3 separate regions of the Homo sapiens genome follow, and all the other regions are linked to region 1. Evidence: read pairs that join two places in POLR2A ChIA-PET (ENCODE). Cell type or tissue: HepG2. All regions are shown on one strand.

Evidence for each region. Peaks named below come from ENCODE experiments on the same cell type or tissue, not always from the same donor. Only the 100,000 strongest peaks of a DNase experiment are listed, where the experiment ranks them.
Region 2: POLR2A ChIA-PET joins it to region 1 with 6 read pairs; 1 of 35 experiments calls an interaction of 5 or more read pairs at or near these places.
Region 3: POLR2A ChIA-PET joins it to region 1 with 6 read pairs; 3 of 35 experiments call an interaction of 5 or more read pairs at or near these places.

Annotation. Positions count from the first base shown.
Region 1 is chr6:130,929,296-130,937,295 of GRCh38, reverse strand. The region is part of intron 3 of EPB41L2 (erythrocyte membrane protein band 4.1 like 2); the gene reads left to right. Among named protein-coding and RNA genes, the nearest start is that of SMLR1, 110 kb to the right of the region's middle. RefSeq lists an enhancer at 5,639-5,808 and a silencer at 7,793-8,000. In HepG2, no CTCF peak of the experiment used is centred here; DNase peaks (open chromatin) are centred at 165, 2,235 and 3,375; H3K4me3 peaks cover 958 bases.
Region 2 is chr6:130,822,824-130,830,823 of GRCh38, reverse strand. SMLR1 (small leucine rich protein 1) reads right to left here and starts at 3,418. Exons shown (of 2, transcript NM_001195597.2): 1 at 3,173-3,418. The coding sequence starts at 3,410. RefSeq lists an enhancer at 4,381-4,675. In HepG2, CTCF peaks have their summits at 2,976 and 4,487 (motif pointing left); DNase peaks (open chromatin) are centred at 2,943, 3,453, 5,663 and 7,903; H3K4me3 peaks cover 3,678 bases.
Region 3 is chr6:131,034,664-131,042,663 of GRCh38, reverse strand. The region is part of intron 1 of EPB41L2 (erythrocyte membrane protein band 4.1 like 2); the gene reads left to right. Among named protein-coding and RNA genes, the nearest start is that of EPB41L2, 25 kb to the left of the region's middle. In HepG2, no CTCF peak of the experiment used is centred here; a DNase peak (open chromatin) is centred at 3,473; H3K4me3 peaks cover 590 bases.

The DNA.
Region 1 (8,000 bases):
GCTTTTAAAAAAATTTTAGGGTTTTTAGGGCAATGAAGTTACTCTGTATGATGCTATAATACATCGTGGATACGTGTCATTGTACATTTGTCCAAACACATAGAATGCAGGACACCAAGAGTGAACCCTGACATAAACTGTGGACTTTGGGTGATAACGACATGTCAGTGGAGGTTCACCAGTTGTAACAAATGTACCCACTGTGTGGGATGTTGGTAATTATCCCAATGGGGGAGGTTATGCATGTGTGAAAGCAGGGAATATATGGAAAACTTCTGTACCTTATGCGCAATTTTGCTGCGAACCTAAAACTGGTCTAAATAAAAAGTTACAGATGCCCAGGTTCTTCTTTTGTAGATTCTAATTCAGCGGGTCTGATGCCGGCTGGAGCATTTGTGCAGCCAGAGTTAAGAACTGCTTTGAGAGGCCTCACGTTAAGACTGTAGGAGGTCTTACTAAGTGCATGTTTGGGTTCCTTTACTTCACAGCTGTTTGCTAACTAATCGATAGCTGAATTTGGTTATGATTTGTTTTGAGCAATGCCTAGGACATAGTAAGGGCTTGATAAATATTAACTCTAATTGTTATTATATTTTAAAATCCTGATTATATATTTTTCTCAGGATTTTACCAGCTTTCTTAAATTTCTGATGAAAATACTTAAGTCGTATGCCTTGGATAAATTTCTAGTATTCTTGTATTTTATCACTATTTGGCTTAGAAGGGCCTTAATGTAAACGTATGCCACTTATATATTTGCAATGTCTTTGTAATTTAAATAACTTGGTTAGACTGAAAAATTAAACCCTATTTAGTACTTTTACAAGTAAGAAAAACCCCACAAGATTTAAAAATAGTATATTTTATCTTGTAATTTTGAATAAACCAATCCCTAGTGTCCAAGGACTTACCCTTCTGTTGGAGGGTCAGAAGAGAGACATTGGCTATAACCAGTTGTGTTACAAAAATGTAGAATGTCAAAGGTGAACTTATTTCCCACTGAAATAAACTCTAAGAGTAGAAATATTTGTTTTTTGCAGATAAGAAGTTGCAAATTTAGCAGGCTATTTAGCAGCTGTTTACTTAGAGCAAATGAAGATTTAGATAATTCTTCCTCATAAGCTAGAATACTATTCCATTAAACTTTTATTACCAAAGGAAGGCATTTATGGAATGCCTGCAGGGCTGTATTTTATGAATGGCTGAGCAACTGACATACTAGAACTGACAGAGGTGTTTATTGTCTTGTTTAAGCAAAAAAACTTTTTTTGTATAAAATTTGTGGGTATTTACATGTCATCAAATATGGTTTTCTTAGCAAGCTTTAAGATCCATTGCTCTGGGGGCTTTTTTGAGGTTTTCTGCATCTTCATTCCAGAGGTTGGCTTTGGGTTTGTTGTGGAGCTAGAATGTAAATGTGAGGAGTGGGAATTGGTTCCTGGAATAGCCTTCTGCATACCTGTTTGGAGATAGAAGTCCTCCAAGTGGGCACACCCTAGTCTACTAGCTGATTCTTGTGTCTTGAAAACTATTGAAAATTTCTGGGCTGCAGGAGATAAAAACTACAACTGCCTAAGAAATAAATTCGTGTGTAGTTATGAATGAGATATTAAAAGGTTGATATTGTTTAAAACTAAAAATTAGCATTTATTTTCTTTTTAAAAAAAGGGGCCATATCATAGACTTCAACTGTTATTGACAGTGGGTTTTTTTGTGTTAATAATGTTGGTAGCAGGATTTCAGATTTTTTTGGTGCCATTTTCCACATAGCATAAAAATGAAATATATTTTTGCATCTTGTTTAAGCTTACCGAGTTGCTTATGAGATTAATTATATGCTCAGTTAAGAATTCTGAAATATTTCAAAACCCAGCAGACTGGGGTGGAAGAACATTCCATTGAATACTGCTCTTAGACTTGATGGGCTTGGAAGCATCGTGCTCATGAAATAAGGGCCTTACTTATATAACAAGTAAGAAGGGCAAGTAAGGAGTCAAAGTATCTATGTGATTTTATTAAAGGTGAACCTGTGTGCTTATAGCTTTACTAGGATTTCCTTTTAAATGATTGCAGGTTACAGTTACTGGAGGGTATCTTTGCAGTCTGTTCTAGTCTAGTGTGTGTTTTTCTAAGCAGCAGCTTTTTAATTTTAATTTTTAGCAACTGAAACTACATTGAATGGTATTTTGTGTCATTCCTGTCAACAACACTGCAAAATTCCCCCAATATTCTGTCATAATCCTTTGAATCCTGTGGAATGGAAAAGATGTGGCAATCCTTAATGAACTGTGAGAAGTTTTCCTTTCTCCCTCCCTTCCTTTTTTTGGTTTATTCTCTAAGGAATAGTATACAAGAAAAATATGTTGTAAGAATCCAACATGTTTACGTAAATCTCTTATCTATCTTAACTGTTTACTTGTATACGTATATACAAAGTTTTCCTGATTAATGAAAATTAAGTTTGAAAAAAATTTTTCAGTTACAAAAAAAAAAAAAAAAGAAAACAAAAAGAAAGGGACGGGTGCTGTGGCTCACACCTGTAATGCCAGCACTTTGGGAGGCCAAGGTGGGAGAATTGCTTGAGCCCAGAGGTTTTAGAGACCAGCCTGGGTAAGATGATGAAACCCCATCTGCCTCTACCAAAACATTTTAAAAATTAGCCAGGCATGGTGGCATGCACCTGTAGTCTCAGATACTCAGGAGGCTGAGGCAGGAAGATCGTTTGAGCCTAGAAGTTTGAGGCTGCAGTGAGCCAGGATTGTGCCACTTCACTCCAGGCTCAGCAACAGAGCAAGACCCCATCTCTTAGAAAAGAGAAATATGTATTTATGTATATGTCTTCTATATTTATGTATCTACATGCATATGTTTGTATATTATATATAATATGTATCTTTTTTGAGTATTTGGAAAAAACGTTTTCAAACTTAATTCTTACTAATGATCAGGGAAGCTTTTCTTAAGAATCTTCCTTTACTATATCAATGTCTCATTTACTACTGGAATTATGTTTTTAACACACACACAAAATTGACCAGGGTTTCTTTTTCCTGGGGTTTGAATGAACTTTGGGAAAGAGATGTGTTGACAGCTCCCTTAGATTGGTAAGAAAATAATTATCTGATAAATCACAGCCTTGGATTTGAGACACTCTCTCTTCTTCCGTATGGTTTTATTGGATTCCCATCCTCCTCCCCCAACAATGTATCAGTTGTTGTGTTTGCTCTGTGCATACCTTTCTTTCCTTGGCCTTTTATATTTGCATAGTGTTGTTTGGAGCTAGTGCAAAATACATAGCTTCAGGGCTGTAATGTATAGATTGCATTGTGCGCTTCCCATCATCGTCTCCTCAGCACACAATAACTGCAGTGTGGAGGGCCCTACACGGAGACAGTGATGGTGTTTATAAAACGCCAGTGGTGTGTGGCATTCACTACAATCTGCCGGGTAAGCAGTTGCACAAATTCCTCCAAGTTGAGAGGCCTCCAGAAATGTCATGTTTTGGCCTCAGTGTTGAATGCCACAAATAACAGCACAGGCATGGGGGACTTTGCTCAGCCTCTCAGATTCCAGCCTGCCTTCCTTGGGCTGCATCTGCAGTAGATTTCATTTACTCTTTTTCTTTTTAAATGAAAGTTCCCAAAAGCTAGCATTCTAATTTTTGAATAATGTATTTTGAGCCCATCCAAATTGTCTTGTTTTGTCTCTCTTTTGTGGGTATCTATAATATATAGGTTTTTAAAAAAACTAAAACTCTGATACCTGGAAAGTAGACCAAAGGGCTTTTTTTGTTTATTGTTTTAAAGTTTTCAACCCGTTAACTTTATATTGCTAGTGAGTGGTATAAGTAGGGTTAGGGAGAGGCAGACAGACGAAAAATAGATAGCTAAGCTTGTTGATATTTAATATAGAAAGTTATATTCAAAATATTTCTTTTTGAAGTGTATTTGGCAAGTTTTATTAACAGTTGCATGGTTTTTATTGTTTAATAAACTTGATATCATATTATTAGAATAGAGATTGACTCGGATTGTACTTTATGAAGATTCTACTGTAAGAACAGAAACAAAGCAAAGGCATGCTTCAGATAGCAAGAAGAAATGACAGCGAAAGTGATGTCTTAGTGGAGGAATGTGCAAGACTAGGAAACCCCCTGTCCTTTCTGCATAAAGATGAGGTATGGCCTACTCTTAAGAGGAAGGGGCAGATTGGCTTTTTCCCTCTAGTTCCCAAAATGTATTTGGAAATGCCCTAGTTTACTAAGGAAGAGTATAAGCATAATGTAGAATTGTGAAAATGAAGTGTTGGTCTGTGCTGGTCTTCTCCCAGAAACTAGTTGGCAGTGTGTGTTTGGTTTAGGTCCTTGAACATTATGGGTTGGTAGTCCATCAGCTAGGTAAGGAAGATTGTGTAAGAAACCAGCAGGCCTGAATTCTAGACTCAACTCTGCCAACTTTTTGACTGGCCTTATGGCATTGAGCCGTTCCATCAGCAGCTATCTTTTGGCCTACTAGTCAGCTAATTACTCAGTAGGAGGCATTGAAGTAAGATGTCCTCTTTCTTAAAGAACTCAGTATCTGAAAGTAATAAGTATCAAAAGGAGTAGAATAGAAGAATAAGTGCCATAGATGTGAATAATGCTCTTGAAGGAGAATGATGCAATATTGAGAGATTGGAACAGGCTTCATAGGGAAGGATATTTTGGAGATTTGTATACAAGTAGAGGTAGTTTTGACACTTGTAAATAAATCAGAGGAAAAAAATTAGAATATGTCTTGATAAGTCAGTAAGTGGTTCTCTTTATCTGGGGCAATACCCCAAAATTGCTGTGACAACTAATGAAGCAACTACGTGTACTGGTATCTTAGGTGAAAGTTATGAAGCAAAATTATGTGTATATTTTGCTTGGTTAACAAATGTATATTTGTAGTCCTTTTTATACAGTAGAATTCAAGTTGTTGATTTTTTTTTTTTTAAAAGCAATGTTAATGGAAGAAAATTACTTTCCTGGATAGAAGTGTGGAATATTAGTGTATATTAAGAGCATACATAATAATTTAATTATTTTAAAAGAAATTCAGAAATCAGACTGAAAAATTAGATAAACTTTCTATAACCTTATTTTTCTTATTTGTGAAATAAGAAAGTTTGATTAGATAATGGAAAACTTTAAAATCATATTTAAAATCAATTATTATTTTAGAGCAGCTCAAAAAGGTCTTGTAATTTCAGCTGGCTTTAATGAATCCATGTAATAAGCCAAACATTTTATTGATCACTTTAAACATACTTCATTTAATTATCTCATCACCATTATAAGGTGGGTACTTTTAAAGAGCGGAACTGAGGCATAGAGAAGTTACGTAACTTACTGTGGTTACAGAGCTGTTAAGAGTAGGGCTGGGGGTCAAGCCCAGGACACTGTGATTATACTGCAGTACTTTTCTTCCGTATTGTTAAGAATTGGTGATTCTCAAGAAAGATGGAACATACCAGAATCTCGGGGGAAAGGAAGAACTATTTTGAGGAACAATTTCAACTTACATGCCCCTGTACATTTTTATGTGCTACCATTATGCATTGTGCCTTGGTTCTTCACCCCCACCCCAAAGAGAATTATTATTTATGGAATGTGTTGTGAACAGTGTGAAGACAAAGTTGTGAGCCACTAGATGGTGTTGCTGTCTGAGCCGACCCAATCGAGTTTGATTGAACATTAGTGCTATAAATGTTATAACTTGGAACATTCATATGTAGCATTTAATATGTGTCACCTGATAATCTGATGCTTTTTAGAATATAAGAAGAAATGTACTACTTATTTTGTTTGCCTTTTTGAATAAGCCTCCAAAGCACATCTGTTTTAGGTTTCTTAGGAGTGACTTTTCTGTGTTTTTTTGTTACAATTTTCCTTCTCAGTCCTTCTTTTTATTCCCTAGCTTATGTTTCATTCCCTCTTGTCTTGATGACTTTATTATAGCTATTTAAAAAAATAATGCGTGTTAGAACCTTTTATATGTTGAGTATAAATAATAAATTAGTAGAATAAAATCATTGTAGATTAATAAATTTTATTAATTTTGCTAGGGATTCATTGAGCTTTCTTAATTTGAAGTTTTATAGCGTTGTTTCTTTTAATATTGCCTTTCCCTTATTCTCTCTCATCTCCATCTAGGACTCTGATGAGATATTTGTAGACCCCTCATTCTGTTCTCCATGTCTGTGAAGTTCTTTCATATTGTCCTTCCCTTTGTCTTTCTCAGCCACATTCTGGATAGTTTTTTTCAGATCTATCTTCCAGTTCACTGGTTTTCTCTTCAGCTTTGTCATATCCTGTCCATTTGGATTATAATTTAGTTACTATAGTTTTCATTTCTAGGTGTTTTATTTGATTATTTTCAAAACCTGCTTTTTCATATTCACTTTTTCCTTAGTCATATTTTAAAATATTTCTTATAAACACATAAAACATATATATTTTGTGTTTTGTTCTTGATAATTCTACTATGTGCAGTCTCTGAAGATCTGATTCTGATACTGTGTCTCTCAATAATGGTGTCTGGTTTCCTTGTCGTTTTGTGATTTTTAATGTATGTTTTTTGAGATTTTTGTCTATGAGAATTTCTTGCTTCTCCCAGGCAGCTGGGCATATCTAATCTTGGACCAGTTTAAACTGGATTATCTTTTGGCATTTTTGAATCAAACAGATGTGAATACCAGTGTCTACATCTGCGTTAGAGTCAGATGGTGGTACAGGTTGAGTATCTTTTATCTGAAATGCTTGGGACCAGAAATATTTTGTATTTCAAGTTTTTTCAGATTTTGTAATACTTGAGCACTCCAAATCAAGAAATTGGAAATCCGAAATGCTCCAATGAGCATTTTCTTTGAGCATAATGTTGGCGTTAAAAAACTTTTGGATTTTGGAGCATTTCATATTTTGGGTTTTTGGATTTGGGATGCTCAACCTGTAATTCTTTCCTACCTCATTTAGTGAGGTGTGGTCTTTAAAACAAAAATTCTGTTGTAGAATACATTAGTAAATGTTGTATTAAAAAATAGTGGGCTCTTTTGCTAAATAGTTTTGGGAAACATCAGGTTTCCCAAGTGAAAGGAATAATGGGAAACAGGGTTTTTGCATTGCAGGACTCCTCAGGGTGTCTGTTATACAAATAGGTGTTTTGGTGCTCAGTAATCATATGCAACAAGGAGAATTTTTCTTGTCTCACTCTGCTGCTCTTTTTGGGAATGAGTGGTGTATATAACTCATGGGATGAGTGGGACCAGTGGAAAATAACTTTGGCAAATATAGGTTGGCCTCGTGATACCTTTGGCTTCTGCTAATTGCCTTCTCGCTGTCTTTCCTACTGTTTATACCACTTTATGACTGTGCGTGTATGTGTGTGTGTGTGTGTGTGTGTGTGTGTGTGTGTGTGTGACTGTCTGTCTTGTATTTAATCTCCCTGAGGGAAGTCGTGATTCTATCTGCTATTCCTCATCCCCAGAGCAAAAGATTGTTGTTGTGCAGAGCTCTTGTATCAGGCTATCTTGTAGGCTACTGGTCACTTTTCTTTGAGCCAATTGGGCCAGGTACCTAATTATGTCCAAATTGGTAGATACATAATGCTTTATTTTTGGCTTCCCATTCATTCTCTTTCTCTGCCAGTTGCATATAAATTTCCTGAGACCATGTTTGTCGTGCTCATCATTGATTCCCTGGTATCTTAACATAGGAACTGACACATATGGGTCAATAAAGATTGAGTGCTAGCTTGGCAAGTCCTCACAGTCATCTGAGAGTCGGACAGGGTAACCAGCAGTCATATCGCATGGCTTGTTTATTCTGGATGGCTTCCTTTTTTCATTTTACTGTATCCTCCAGTATCTTTTGAACAGAAATTCACTCAGTCTCTATAAACATCCGAAGTAAAAAGTAAGCTCTATAAACATCCAAAGTAAAAAGTAAGTTATTTTGAATATCTGTTTTCTCTACCTCAAAA
Region 2 (8,000 bases), 110 kb after region 1:
AACTGTCGTGCTGGTGGGAGTGTAGCAGTAAGGGCGACCAGAGGTCACTGTCATCACCATCTTGGTTTTGGTGGGTGGGTTTTGGGTGGCTTCTTTCTGCAACCTATTTTATCAGCAAGGTCTTTATGACCTGTATCTTGTGCTGACCTCCTATCTCATCCTGTGACTTAGAATGCCTCAACTGTCTGGGAATGCAGCCCAGTAGGTCTCAGCCTCATTTTACCTAGCCCCTATTCAAGATGGAGTTGCTCTCGTTTAAATGCCTTTGACATCCTCACTGAGCATCTTCCAGATGGTTGGCAGTAATAGTGTTTCTAGTCATTAGTATTCTTTCCAACAATAAATTTCAGATGGGACCCCCATTGCGTTAAGTAACGGATGCACACATTTTTGTTCTGCCATGGTAAATAGCTCCTTCTGCCTCCTCACTCACTCTTCCTGTAATTCCTACCTGCAGCCTGGAAGCTCCAGGCACACTTCAATTAGAGCAAGCCCAAGTAGGAGACAATGGGGAAAAACCACAGAAAATGGAGGCTCATAACCTGGCTGGGGGTGCCCCTTCACTGTAGAGGATCCTGCCTCTGGTGAAGTGCTCAGCCCTGACACTGAGGGAAAAGTCCAGGTTATTATTATAGCTCTTTGATCAGACATTTAATGAGGCCAGAATCAGAAACATACAGATTTGCAACACCTCCTCTAACTTCTGCTGATTTTGCCAGATGCCTTCTGTGGTTTTCTAGAACTGGGATTATTTTCTCTTAGTCTTAAAAACTCATAGTAAAAATCTGTCCCAGTATCTGGGACAGTCTGTGGTATATGATAGACTAACAAATATTCGTTGAATAAATGAATGAGAATTATCGCTATCCAGAATATGACATAAGTTTGGAGTAAGCTTTAAAGTTGGTGTAATGACTCTACCCAGTGAGCATGGACCCTCATCGTGTGAGGCTGACATGCTTGCTTTCCCTTGGGTTAGATCCTATGCTACAAAAATAAAGGCTCTGAGATGGAAGGGACAGACTTAACAGTTGTGGGCAAGTCTAGAAGTCAAGAAAAGCTCAGTAGCATGTCAGAATTTGGAATGAAGAAAGGGGAAGGAAGTGTGAAGAAACAAGAGGTTATTGGGAGCCTCTGCTCCCTTCACTCAAATCCTTCAGAAGTAGTTTCAATTGTATTGAGTTACAAACTTAAGGTAGTAACTTTTTTCTGAGACTTGATCTCTAGATAACTTGCACGGGCAGGGAAGTGCTGAAGATAGGAGGGCATCAGCGTGCAATCATCACAGAGGTGTACACACATGGAGCACTTCCTCTGGGGCTGGCACTTGGACTGCATTTCCCCTGCATCAGCCCCTGTGATGCCAGGCCATACCCTGCACGTTGACTTTTCCAGGGTATTCTAAAGCAATGTGATTCATACATTTATACCTCAGAATTATCTAAATAAAATACCATAGACCCATTTACATGTTACATATTACAGATGTTTTTCCAGGAATGAGTAAAACTATAAAACAGATTCACCCTCTTTTTGCAGAGTCTATCCCAAATACCAGATGTCCCACTGAATTAACTGGCCTGTAATAGCTGTGAAGTAGAGGCCAATAAGGGATCTTGATATCCATGAGGCTATCTAGACCTGTACTTGCTGCAGTTTTTGAAATACTGAAAATTTCATCCAGCCAGAGATGAAACTTGGAAACTACAGGAAGTCTCCAAGTCCCCGATGATGACATCAGCATCGTTTTATTGTCCCTGGGACGTTCAATGTCAATGGGAGGCTGAGATGCAGTGAGTGTTACGGATGGGAATCTTTGCAACAACTCTGAAAAACATTTCGACTTGGAAGACACTGAAGGGAAGCCATGGTTATGATCTTGGGGATTTCTTATTTTCTCTTCCTTTTTGGAGGCTACTTCCGGGGTTCAGTGGTAATGAATGGCTGGGTGACAAGAGCATCCAACAGACTGGTCTTAGGGCAGTGGAGGATAAACTGACTTAACAAAGAAAAGGATTTATCACATGAATATTATAGAGTGAGGCAGAATATGGCTTGACCCCTCAGCAAAAGGGCTGTTCATAAAAATGAGACACACGAAAAATGAAAGGCTAGGGGCATATTTGAGTAAGTTGTGATGAAAAACTTGATTCCATGACATACTGTCTGTGTCTCCTAGGATTTCTTTATGTTCCAAATCTCATCTTAGGAAGAAATATCCCTCATTGCACTTCTGTTAGGTTATATATTATAGCATTAGTGATCTAAGATTACCACAAAAGCTTGGCAAGTCCAAGAAATGCCTTCATGTATGTTATTACATAAACAGATGTTCAAAGAGGAGGGTTTTTCAAATTTGTTTTAATATGACACTATCCAAATTAAGAAATATGACTGGTCTTTGTTGATTTTGCTAAAATAGTTATTAACCTTGATGATATTAATCTCATGTGTACTTGGCACAGTATTAACACATAGTCTATCTAGTTACAGCCCAGTTTCATTAATTTTAATTATAGCAGAATAAACAGTGTCAATCCAAGACCCGAATGTCCATTCCAAATCACCTTAAGCTTCCTGAGTTATTTGTTTGGTTTGGTTTTTTTCCACCTTAAGACTATAATCCCATGGAACGTTTACACCAAGGTCAAGTATTTATCTATCAGGGCTTTACATTTACAAAGACTGTGACAGCAGAATGTTTGGAACATTCCCTGACCAGAAGTTCAGTGGATGAGAAAGTTGTGTGTGTGCACACACGGGCGCATACACACGCACGGACATGCACACACATGGCCACATAAACACATCTGTCATGTAAAGAAGGCAGACCATGAACAATGTTTTCACATATGTGACTCTATTGCCTTGAGAGAGAGAGACAAGCAACCATATGTCAAAATTGCTGATTCACAGTATGTCTGTGAGGTGCTACACGTGAGGGCCCCCTACAGCAGACCTTCACATCTCAGCACAAGATCCACACAGTGGAAAGGATCAAACTTGGCCAAATTGATCAAGGAACTTGAGAGAACACTGATTGAGAAGTACCTACAAAATATATATATATATGTTTCTCCTGGCCAGAAAACACTGACAGTGCATCGGTATATTTCAAGATGTGCTGTGGGAAAGGATGCCCAAGTTCTTCCTTGTGTGGCCTCACACTTACCCTCAATCAGTTTGATCCTGAAGTAGGCGATGAGGAGGAGCAGCAGCAAAGTCACGGGGAGGAAGACCCCAAAGAACAGGAACCAGCCAGGGAGCTCCCTCATGAAAGCTGACAGCACAGAGCTCATTGCCAACCACACAGACCCCACGGGGACCATGGGAGTCACACTCAGGACCAGGGCAGCTTTCCTCTGAGTCTGTACTTGTTTTCTTCTGGGGCTCCGGCCTTTGCTCAGCATGTCTCAGTGGAATTTTTTGTGGACTTTGCTCTATTTAAATAGTCTGATGAATGCTGATAGGATTGCTGGCAGGTTACTCTGTAACTCAGCTACTAATTGTAGAGGAATTGAAAGGTCCATCTTCCAAGCTCTTTCAGAGATAAGTATGTATCTGGCAGCGGGGGAATGACCTTGGGAAGCTGAGTTTTTTTGTGATAAGTTTATTTGGAATGAAAATTACCCAACCAAGCAAAACTTGTTGTTATGTATATTCTTTCTATGTATTCTCAGACACAGAAGAGTTTTCCCTGTATTTCCTAAATTTTAGAGTTAAAAATTTCTTAATAGTTATGCCACTGTACCTAAGTACTTATGTCTAGAAAAAAGTGAATGTTCCTTTATACATAGTTGATACAATTAATACCAAGGAAAGAGAAACAAGGCTTTTCCCACAAGTAGAAATTCTTCCTCATATATCCTACTCAGAATACTTCTCTGAGAAGTGCATTGGTTTATTCATTTATTCAACAAACATTTAATTCTACTAGAACCCAACTTCTGAACTAGATGCTGGGTATACAAAGAAGAGTAAGTCATGGCCCCTGGCCTTTAAGAGTGGAGATAGACAAACAGAGAATGGCCACAGTGTCCGTGGCGGAGTGGCCCATGATGTAGCCCCATCTCCTTCTTCCTGAGGTACATTCGTCCTTGCTGGCTGCATGAGGTCATATACTCTCCTCTGCTCTACTGGGCCTTTCCTGTGGTCCACCATTCGCAGTTAGAAGGTGGCCTCTCATTGATAGTGGTATGGGTTGTGTGGTAACTCCAGAGTTTCTGGGAAAAGAAAGGGCAATCAATGGACCAATGTCAAAGTTGACATTGACTTGTTGACTATGTTGAGTTGTCATTGACTGCTTTAGTGAAAAATTTCCAAAAATATTGGTCTAAAAATGAAAACTGACTAAAAGAGTCATATTCAAAAGATGCCCTGGAGAATTTGGAAGAATGTGGGGAAGAGAAACTGGCAGCCACCTTCTTGGGCTCATTCCTTCTGTCACACTCTAACCCTGTCCCTGGCGCCCTTTAGTGGTGGCTGGAGGAGTCTATCAAGGGCAAGCCGCTGTCAGTGCCTCCCACATTCTTGCATCAGGGACTTTGCATGGTCATGCAGTCTTAGCCCCAGCTGTAAAGTTTGCACCCTAATTTACAAAATAATAAGACTGGAGAGGGTCTCAGGGTACATGCCTGCATTCCTGATCAATGAAGAGTTAGCAACTTCTCTTTCAGAAGAGAGACATCTTAATTTCAGGAGGAACCCTTCAGAATACCTGAGTTTAAGTCAGCATTCATTTACTCACGTATTTCTCTTCTCCCACTCTGCAAACCTGTGAATGGTGTTACTGCTATTATACTTGCATGCCTTCCATTGAGATGTTTCTCTGGTGCTCTTTCAGTTTGAACAGGATGCTAATTTGTAAAGTGTCAATCTTCAAAGAACCTCTGTGAGCAAGTGACATTACCAGGGAGATGTCAGGCAGCTGTTAGGCAGACTGTTTGTCATATTCTTTCTTCCTGTTTCATTTCCATTCAGCAAGCCTTCATTGAATGCCTAAACAAAGGTAAGTTAGGGGAACAGGAAAATAAATGACAATAATGTTAGCTTCCAGATCAACATATAAACAAAGTATAGTGGAAGCACTGAAGAGAGACTGATTAATTCCAGCCATGGAATTGGGCTGGGCACAGTGGCTCATGCCTGTAATCTCAGCACTTTGGGAGGCTGAGGTGGGTGGATTGCTTGAGCTCAGGAGTTTGAGACCAGCCTGGGAAACATGGTGAAATCCTGTCTCTACAAAAGATAAAACATTAGCCAAGTGCCGTGGCATACACCTGTAGTCCTAGCTACTCGGGAGGCTGAGGTGGGAGGATTGCTTGAGCCTGGGGAGGTCAAGGCTGCAGTGAGCCATGATCGTGCCACTGCACTCCACAGCCTGGGTGACAGAATGAGACCTGGCTAAGAAAAAAAGAAAGAGGGATATTTGAGCTGATCCTGGAAGGTGGGTAGCTGAAGAATGCCCTCCTCAAACACATGACAGGAGCGCTGGTTAGGGTTTAAGGAGGATAGGGCAGAATAATTGAGAGTAGCTGGGTGATGTGGGGTTCAGGCCAGAGAGTGTCTTACACGTTGAGGCTGGAAGAGTGGGGTGGTGTTAGAGCTATTAGACTCTGGAATGTCCTGTTATGTCCCATGCTATTTGAACAAAGGTGACCAATTAAAGGTCTTTGATCATGGAAGTACATGACCTGACCTGAGCTCAGTGGTCACTTAGGTAGGACTTTAAAGAAGGGACTGAAGAGAAGAGATCAGAATAGGCTGTCTCATCATGGTAGCAAGATATAATGAGTTTGGGATTAGAGATGGCAGAGGGAGAGAGAAGGGGACAAGAAAGCTGCAGAAATGAAACAAACAGCTGTGACACATGCAATTCAAAGATTACCACAAAGTAATCTTTGAACACTTACTATTTGTCAGGCACGATATACAACAGTTTATGTTTATAATCTTATTTAATCCTCACAGTAATCTTATGTGGAACAGACTCATAAAGATGAAGAAGCAAAGCAAAGAGAAGGTAAATGACTTGCCCAAGAAACAAATCTGATAAGTGACAAAGTTAGGACTCAAATCCAGTGCCCATGCTCTCATCCACTGTGCAATGGTTAACTGCAGAGATGGTGGTGCTGCAAACCGAGACCTCAACACATGCTGGGCAGCAGGTGTGGATGGGGGAAGATATGTCATTTTGCAGTCTTAAGTTGGAAGTGGTGTAGAGGTGTTTGATCGGAGCCTGGTAGGAATATGGAGAGGCCAAGTCTTGCCATGTAGATTTGGGATTTATTATTGTATAGATAGTAGCTGAGGTGGAAGGATGGAGAGATGCCTCAGAAAGGAGTATATATCAGAATAAAAGAGAAACCAACTACAGACCCTAAAGAATGCTCTTGTTTAAGACATAGGAGGAAGGATAAGAACCAAGAAAAAAACAGAGAAGACAGGAGGCTCTGAGAGGTGAGAAAGGAGCCTAGAGGGAATAATGTTAGGAAAATGGTGGCAAAAGAAAGTTTCAAGAAAGAGAGGAGATAAGTAGTACCATCTACAGGATCCAAGGTAATCCCGATCCACACAGAAAGTTTTGAGAACATAATTGTAAAGTTTTTCCTTTTTTTGTCTCTTTAAGTAGCTCATCTGGGGTACAATTGCATACAACGAACTGCACATATCTCAAGTGTACAATTTGATATGTTTTGACATATGGATATGCCCACAAATTCATCAACACAATCAAATGGTGAACATACCCACCACCCCCAAAGTTTTCTTGTGTCCTTTCCTATCCCTGTCCCCCACCCCTCCCACTCCCTCAATCCTCAGGCAATCACTCATTTATTATCTGTTACTGTACATTCATTTGCACTTTCTAGAATTTTATATGAATGGAGTCATGCAATATGTCTCTTTCTACCTAGCTTCCTTCACTCATCATAATTATTTGAAATTCATTCATATTGTCATATATGTCAATTTCATTGTTTTGTATTGCTGAATACCATTTCATTGTATAGATATCCATTTGTTTATTCATTCACCTGTTCGTGGACATTTGGGCTGCTTCCCATTTTAGGCTACTACAAATAAAGCTGCTATGAACATTCCTGTACTAGTCTTTATACATACATGTGCTTCCATTTCTCTTGGAGAAATACCTAGTAGAAATGCTGGATCATATGGTAAATGTATGTTGACATTTTAAGAAATTGTCAGACTGTTTTCCGAAGTGGTTATACAATTTCGTAACCCCACCAGCAGTGTATGGGAGTTCCAGTTCCTTCACATACTCAGCTTTTCTTGGTATGGTGACTCTTTTTAATTTTAGCCATTCCGATGGTGGGAAGGGATATCTCATTGTGGTTTTAGTATGTATTTCCCTAATGATGTTGAGCATCTTTTCATGTGCTTATTTAATAATTGTGTATCATATTTGGTGAAATGCCTGTTGAACTATTTTACTGATTTTTTAAAAATTGTGTTGTTGTTTTTAATTTTAAGAGTTCTTTATATATTCTAGATACAAGTCATTTATCTGACATACGACATGATTTGCAAATATTTTCTCCCAGTCTATGTCTTGTCTTTTCATTTACCTAACAATATCTTTCAAATAATGTAAGTTTTAAATTATGATGAAGTTTAAATTATGATGAACAACTTGTCAGTTTGTTATTTTACGGATTGTATTTTTCATGTCTGAGAAATCTTTGCCCAACCTAAGATCACAGGGATCTATATTTTCTTCCAGCAGTTTTATAGTTTTAGGCTTTATGTTTAGGTCTATGGTCTATTGTAAGTTAATTTTTGTGAATGATGCGAGGTAGGGGTTAAAGTTCTTTTCTTCTTTTGCAGATGGATTTTCAACTGTTTCAGCACTATTTGTTGAAAAGATTACTGTTGCTTCACTGAATTGCCTGTGCACCTTTGTCAAAAATCAGAAGTCAATAATGTGTGGGTCTATTTCTGCACTCCCTATCCTGCCTTACTGATCTAATTGTTAA
Region 3 (8,000 bases), 110 kb before region 1:
TTCTTCCTTGACAGTTAGAAGTAGAAGGATAAAAGTGAGAAGATGTGAAATCAGAAAGCAACCAATTTATGTGGGAAATTAAATAAATGTGTTCTATAGTGATCCTTTGAAGGATTTTGTAATCATTTGTTTTTACTACTTATTGTGGAAATTTTTCTATGTATAAATAAAGAGGGCAGAATAATACCATCCATTTCCTCACCACCTTGTTTTTCCCCTAATGTTTAGTGCATTAAGAGATGGGGATGAAGTCACACTGCTATTCACTGGAATCTTCTTTATTATTTCATTTGTTGTATCAGGCTTGTAGTGTAGGTTTTACATCTTTTTCTTTCTTTTGTTAATGCTAGTAAATCTTTTGCTAGTTTTTATTTTAAGGTCTTTTGGCTGGTACTCATTTTGCTAGGTATTAGATGAAGATTCTATGATGAGGTGAAGATGCTGGGATTAGGGGTCATTCCCTGCATTCTTACTGAGTTTCTTTTTAAAAAAATACTTTTTATAATGGAGGTGTATGCAAACATAGAGTAGAATAATGAATCCCCACGTACCCGCCTTCCAACTAATTACTCCCATATGGCCAGTTTTCATCTGTGGACCTTCCAAACCCATGTTCCCCATTCCATGCTGGATTGTCTTAAAGCACAGTTTATCACTTCATTCACTCTTTTTAAAATAGGTCTGTGATGAGTAAGCATTAAACAAAATGAAAACCACAATACTGTTGTTACATCTAAAAAACTTACTTTCTTAAATTATCAAATATTCAATGTGTGTTCATATTTATCCAGTTGTTTCATAAATGCTTCTATAGTTAAAGTTAGAATCCAGATAAGATCTATATTATGTTTGGTTTATATGTCTCTTGAACACAGTATCTTAATATGTACTTTGTTTCTCTTCTTTTTCTTTCAGTTTATTTGTTGAAACTGTGTTGTTTTTTCTATATTCAATTGATTTGTTGAAACTCTATTGTTTGCTCTATAGAGTTTCCCACATTCTGGAATTTGTTGATTGCATCCCTGCCTGTGGTGCTGTTTAGTATGTTTCTCCCTTCTGAATTTCCTATAAATTGGTAGTAGATCTGGGGCTTACTCAGATTCAAGATTAATTGGGAGTTAGGAGTATAGAATCCTTCCTAGTTATCAGTGTATATTTCTTACTGCTTCCTATCAAGTGATACAATATAGGATTAGTTTTCTTTTTGGCATGAAGATTGATCAGTGAGCTCAGGTGTTTCTAGCTGGACTGATCCATCCATCAGTCTGATGGGAAAAGCTTGATTTCCCATTAAGCTTTTTTGCCTAATGGTTTTTAACAGCCATCGGTGATTATTGCCTAGATACATTATTTCCTTACATTAACTTTTTCCCATATGTTTTTTCCTGAAGTAATTTAAATTATGAAACATCACATTTCAGCCCTAACTTTTTTGTTATGTATTTGTAAAAAACATGGACAGTTTCCCGTTTAACCAGCACACTATTATATCAGTTGACAGTAGTTCTCTAATATTTTCTAATATCTGTGCTATGTTAAAGTCTCTCCAGTCATTCCCGTGATGTCTTGTATAGTGTGTTTGGCAAACTGGGATCCTGCCAAGGATTGCATTTAATTATGGTTATGTCACTTAAGTCACTTACAATCTAAAATAGTTCTTCTCCTTCCTTTTTCATTCCCTTTTCATGACGGTGAACTGTTGGAGAGATGCAAGATGTTACAGGTCTTGGAGAATCTTTGTTTTTCTTGGTTGGCTTAATTGTTTCTATGTGAGGGTATTTAATTCATTCGTCTAAACTCTGTATTTTCTGTAAGTAGAATTTAGATCTAAATTCTTGATTAGATTCAGAACAAACATTTTTGGTAAGGGTATTTTCATAGCCAATTTTGTATGGTTTACATTGCTTCATATCAGGCACCACATAATGCAGTTATCTCACTATTAGTGAAGCTAAGATTGAGTAAGGTGATGACAGATCTCCCTGTTGTAAAATTATAGTTTTCCCTTTGATACTGGCATATAATCTGGGAGGAGTGAGATGTTGGTACCATACAAATAGTTAGTTCCTTGACGTCTTTGACATAATAGTGTTAGTATCCATTGGTGATTTTACCTGAATCAGTTATCTCTTTGGGAATAGCAAAATGGTGATAAAATGGGATTTTTAAAGAATTGTGGTAAAATACACATACCTAAAATTAACCATTTTAGCCTTTTTTATGTGGAGACAGAGTCTCGTTCTGTTGCCCAGGCTGGAGTGCAGTGGCGCAATCCCGGCTCACTGCAACCTCTGCCTTCTGGTTTCAAGCGATTCTCATGCCTCAGCCTCCCAAGCAGCTGGGATTACAGGTGCGCACCTCCACGCCTGACTAATTCATTGTATTTTTAGTAGAGATGGGGTTTCGCCATGTTGGCCAGGCTGGTCTCGAATCCCTGGCCTCAGGTGATCTGCCTGCCTTGGCCACCCAAAGTGCTGGAATTGCAGGTGTGAGCCACTGCACCCGGCCACCATCTTGGCCATTTTTAAGTATATAGTTTAGTAGGGGTAAACCCATTCACATTGTTGTGCAACCAGTCTCTAGAACTCTTGCAACGTTAACACTCTATACCCTAAAATGGAATTTTTAAGTTTTATTATTTCTTCAATTTCATTAGGTTGCAATTTTCTGAGCAAAATAGCTTTCCCTCATTAATGTGGGCTATTTGATTACTGTGAAATACAGCCTTTTATTTGAAATGCAGGATAAATACTTAATTTTCCCCTTTATCAAATTTCAGAATAAGCTCTTGGTATAATAGTTACCTCAAGTTTTTTTTTTTTGGTTGTGTTTCTCTTTTTGAGTATCATTTTTGACTTAAGGATTTTTATATATTCAGTGTTTCAGTCAATTACAGGCATTCTTTTTGATGTTCAGATTGTCCCAACTTTGGCCATCCTCTTCAAACTGGCTCCTGTATCCTTTTGACACAACCTTGTCAGGCCTTGGAAGCAAGGAGTATGTTTATTTAAAGGCAATAATATTTCTTTTGGGGAATAACATCAAATCTCCATTGACCGTGGCACAGAAAGCATTTACATTATAGGAAAGTGCTACAGAGCACGGTGAAACCTTGATACTGAGGCCCTAATTCAGCAAATGGAAAAACAGGGTAAAGTTAGATGATCTCTAAGGCCTCTGGTCTGTGATCTTTTACTACCTATAAAACTGTTTCGCTATTTGGTTATTTTTGGAACAAAATATTTCAAGGGTTTGCGTGTTGTTAAATTTTGTGTTAAACAGCATCTTCATTACTTTCTTCCTATTCTGATAGTTTCCTGGGCCATGGATTAAAGGATTGGAAATTTGGAAATGTAGGAGTTCCCACGTATTTTACAGTTACAAAGTCCATACCCAGAGGAAGTGAGAAGGGGTTTGCGTCCTAACCTTTGCCTTTTATTCCAACATAACATAGCTAAACATTCTGTTGAGAGAAGGTCAACCTTGTAATGCTGGATCAATAAGCTGCTGTCTTGTTTCCTGCAGACAGCTTTATTTCCTCTGGTTTGGGTAAACAGATGAGGTTTCATCGAGAGTTTAAATGTATAACTGAATTTGTGAAGAACCGTTTTCTAATGGAATAACATAATACTTATATCATGTTTCTAAGCCTCTGGGAAGTCACTGTCTGACACTTAAAAAAAAATGTTGGTTTTGTAAATTGACTTTTCTTTTCTTAATGTAGAGTTTAATGTGGAAAATGGTCACTCTTTTCAGTTTTGTAAGTTTTTTCCCCAGAATAAATGTGGCTCAGTTTTATCCTTATGCTCCCAGTAGTCACTATCATGACTCTTTTGTTAGGCATTAAATACGAATTGCCAGTTTGAAATACTTTGAACACTTACTGAATGTTGGGCAGCAGTACAAATAATACAGCTGCATACCATATTAATAAAAACAAAATGCTGTGCCTTGAAAAACCATTTCTTCTCTAAGAATGAAAGAAGTATTATGGAATTCTGTGTTTATTTACCAGTGACTTACATTTTGGAGTAAATAAAAGGTTATACTGTATTTTAGTTAAAAGTATTCCTTTTCAGTGTTAGGAGGCATGGTTGATTTGTGAAATAACTTTACAAGATTATTTTTATAACTATAAGTAGACCATTACTTATTTTTAAAGAACCAGCATTTAAAAAATGTGTGAAATTGCTTTAACTGTGAATACTGTTATATCTAGTAAATAAAGTTATTCTATGAATTTTCCAGATGGTGATAGCAACTAGAATAATTTGATTCATCATTTCTGTCTCATTCATGATATTAATGAATTGTGAATAAGTACAATTAAAATCTGCACTGGATTGTCCCATATAAGACTCTACAGGCTTGGTGTTTCTTAAATGAGAAATATCAGTATATATTTTTAGAGAAGTAGTTATTTTCTGCATCACTGTATGAAGGATTTAAGGCATTGAATAGGGAATAACTATGATAAATTGCTTAAAATTTTATTATATTGCTTAAATTGCTTATATTTCTTTTTTATTTTGAAGGTACCTGGCCTTCAAAACAAATCAAGCTGAAATACATTAAAAATAAAAAGAAATATAAAAATGAAGATCCACATACGTGTTTATTGATACTGTTTATGTGTATTTTTGTATGTATATACACAAGAAACATTTTTAAAGGACATAATGCTTGATAAATCTCTCTTTTCTGAAATGTCTACTGTAAATTTTTGCAGATTTTTTCCACCTTGAATATAATCCTTAAATGTTTTAGGTTTTTAGGGCTGGGTGCGATGGCTCATGCCTGTAATCCTAGCAGTTTTGGAGGCTGAGCTGTGCAAATCACTTGAGCTCAAGAGTTTGAGACCAGCTTGGCCAAGATGGTGAAACCCTGTCACTACAAAAATGAGAAAAACTAGTCAGGCGTGGTGACGCATGCCTGTTGTCCCAGCTACTCTGGAGGCTGAGGCAGGAGAATCGCTTGAGCCCAGGAAGTGGAGGTTGCAGTGAGCCAAGGTTGCACCAGTGCACACCAGCCTGTGCAACAGAGTGAGACTTCATCTTAAAAAAAAAAAAAAAAAAAAATTTTAGGTTTTCAAAGTATAAAGATGAATAACATTTTTGAAAAAAAAATTACCATAATTATAGCTGAGACTAATTTTTTCAGTTTTATTTTCTTAAAGCATTTTATAAGCATTTATATGCTTTAGAGCCACTTTTTTTCAAACCCTGGGCCCTGTGTAAGTGAGTCATATCATCTAAGGCACAGCTCATATGTCAGCTTTTCTAAGTCTTTTCTAACTCCCACAAGTAGCGTTAATACCTCTGTCTTTTGTGGCACTTACCAGGTTGGATTTTGAAATCCTTAAAATGTCAGTTTTCTCCGCTTATATAAATTTTTCCAGGGCAGCAGCCCTAATTTATTCATGTATTCCCAATGATCGGCATATACTAAGCTTAGCGTTCTGTAGATGCTTGTGGAATGATGAAAACCGGTAAATGAAATGAAAGTTGTAATAAAGTTCAGATTGTTTAATAGTTTGCTTGTTTTGGAATAAGCAAATACATTAGCTGCCTTTGGCAATATTTTTATTGTACAGAAATTTCTGAAGTGCTAATCGTAATGTGAATTGGCTTATAGTTGAATTTGAGACAGATTCTTCAATGGAGAAGGTGGAGGAGATCAGCTCACAACTTCTGCTTTGCAACCTAAGAGCGACTTACCCAACCATACCTCTTTCCTGCCCCTCTCAGTGGAAAAGATGGCCTTGTTTCAGTCTGTGCATAAGTACGCTTATCCTGGCTGTGCCCTAGAATTCTGTCTCATCACTTCTGGCCTATTCTCAGATGTCCTATTAGTTAACCCATAACTGTTTTTTTCTCCTTTGTTTAGGCAATGGTATTCAACCCTGGCTTGTACAATAGAAACATTTGGGGATCTTAAAAAAAACCTGGGCCTCAATCCAGATAAATTGTATCAGAATCTTAGAATCATAGTTGGAGGAGATAAAAGTTATTTTATGAAGGAATTGAGACCTAGAGACTTTAGGGGACTTTTCTAAGCTAATGCTTCTAATTAGTTTAAAAACTTGAGGCAAGAACTGTGGTTGCCATTCCCATCCCATTGTCCCAGAATCATTGAATCCCATTCGTTTGATTTCTCCTTGGTTTTCATCCTCTTACTCTTCCTTTTCCCAGTTTATTCTACTCTTTATGCTGTTTTTTTATTACATCCGTCTTCTGCTCTTTAAGATGCTATTATTGTTTTATTATGCCACTCTCTTGCTCAGTAACCTCTAGTAGCTCCTTTCTACCTATGGTGGAGGTAAAAATGAGCAGTTCATGTTTTCTCCTCCCTTTTCCCCCATTGGATCTTATGCTGTAGCTAGGGGATCGTTTCCTGACTTCTATACAGCTATATATTTTTGAGAATTTTACAACATTCCATAAACTGTACCTGGAATTCCTTCCTCCTTTCACTTTGCCTACCTGGTTCCTACACCAAATAACAGAATGTTAGCTCTGGAAGATTATAATCATCCTTTAAGTCAGTTTTTGAAATTACAAATAGAAAAATTGAGACCCTGAAATTTTAAATGATTCCCCACTGCCCATCACCCAGGTCACAAAGCAAATTAGCCTCAGATCCAGGTTATAACTAATGTCTCTCTGTTCACTTTTCACTTTGAAGATGTAACTGAGATTTGACCGTTTCTCTCAAACCTTCTCTAATCAACTTAGAGGGTCTATTCTGGCCTCCAAACTTTGGTGCCATTTTTTAAATCATGGGAGCATTTGTGCTTTCTCTTGTAGTAATAATTAGCAGTGACATTGCTAACCTCTCACTTCTGAACTCTGGACTGTTAAGCATATTGCTTATCTCATTTAACCTCACAAGCACACATAGATATTGTTATCCACATTATAGAAGTAAGGAAGCTGAAATTTAGAGAGGTAAAGTCTTAAAGGGTCAAAGTTTACATTTGAATCCAGGTCTATCTGGTCACAGAACTGGACTCAATACCCTGTATTGTAATCTTTTACACAGAAAGTTTGAAATGTAAGGCTCTGGATAACAATAAATAGGTCACTAAATGTCTTTAAATTTTCTACTACATCATCCCAGAAGAGCTCAGTAAATATTTATTGACTTCAGTTGGAAAGATCATAACTTTTGACTGCATCTTGAAGGTAAAGGTGTTGGTGTATGTCAGGGAAGGAAGCAGAAGAGGAGATGGGAAGTACAAGAGTAGGACTACATTTAGGCTCTAGATCTAGGAAGAAGGCAAAGGTGTGGAGGTGATTGAAGTTTCTTTGGAATGATATGGACAGCAGAGGTTCATAACTGTTCTCATTTGCTGGTGGTAACCCAATATTACATATTGATTCACCTGTAAGAGTTTGCGATAGCATCTCAGTTGCCATTGTCATTGCTGGCTTTGCTCACTGTTGTATTTGGCATTTCCTTCCTTAAGTAGTCCTGAAACTGTCTCACAACAAGAGTATTAACAAATACCTTTCCGTGTAAGATTGGTTGTTTTAGCCAACAGAGGTCTCGGATGCTTTTCTTAGGTAGGATCTTGAACTTTGTCTTCTTAACTAAGAGCTCCCAAACTGGTAGCATGCTTAAGCTGTGCAAGTCATTTTCTTGTGGATGTGGGATGTGTGAATGATTGTCCTTTTGTAGTCAGGCAGTTAGGTGTGAAGAATCTTTTCTCCCTTCTTCTGCGTGTTAGGAAAGTGAAACCCTTAAGCTGTTTAAGTATATTGATTTTGCATTTTTCTAGGATTTAAGTTTAGTCTTGTTTGTTCTTTTGAACTAACCCCTGTAGGATATTGTGCCAGCTTAATTCTTTAGTGATCACAGGAATATGGGAATGAACCCAACCTTCAGATAGATTCAGGAGTTGTAGGGTGATCTTTCAAGTATAGTTTTCAGGACATTTCAATAACCTTTTTTAAAATGAATGCCATTACTTGAAAGCGAGGATAAGTGACATGTTCAAG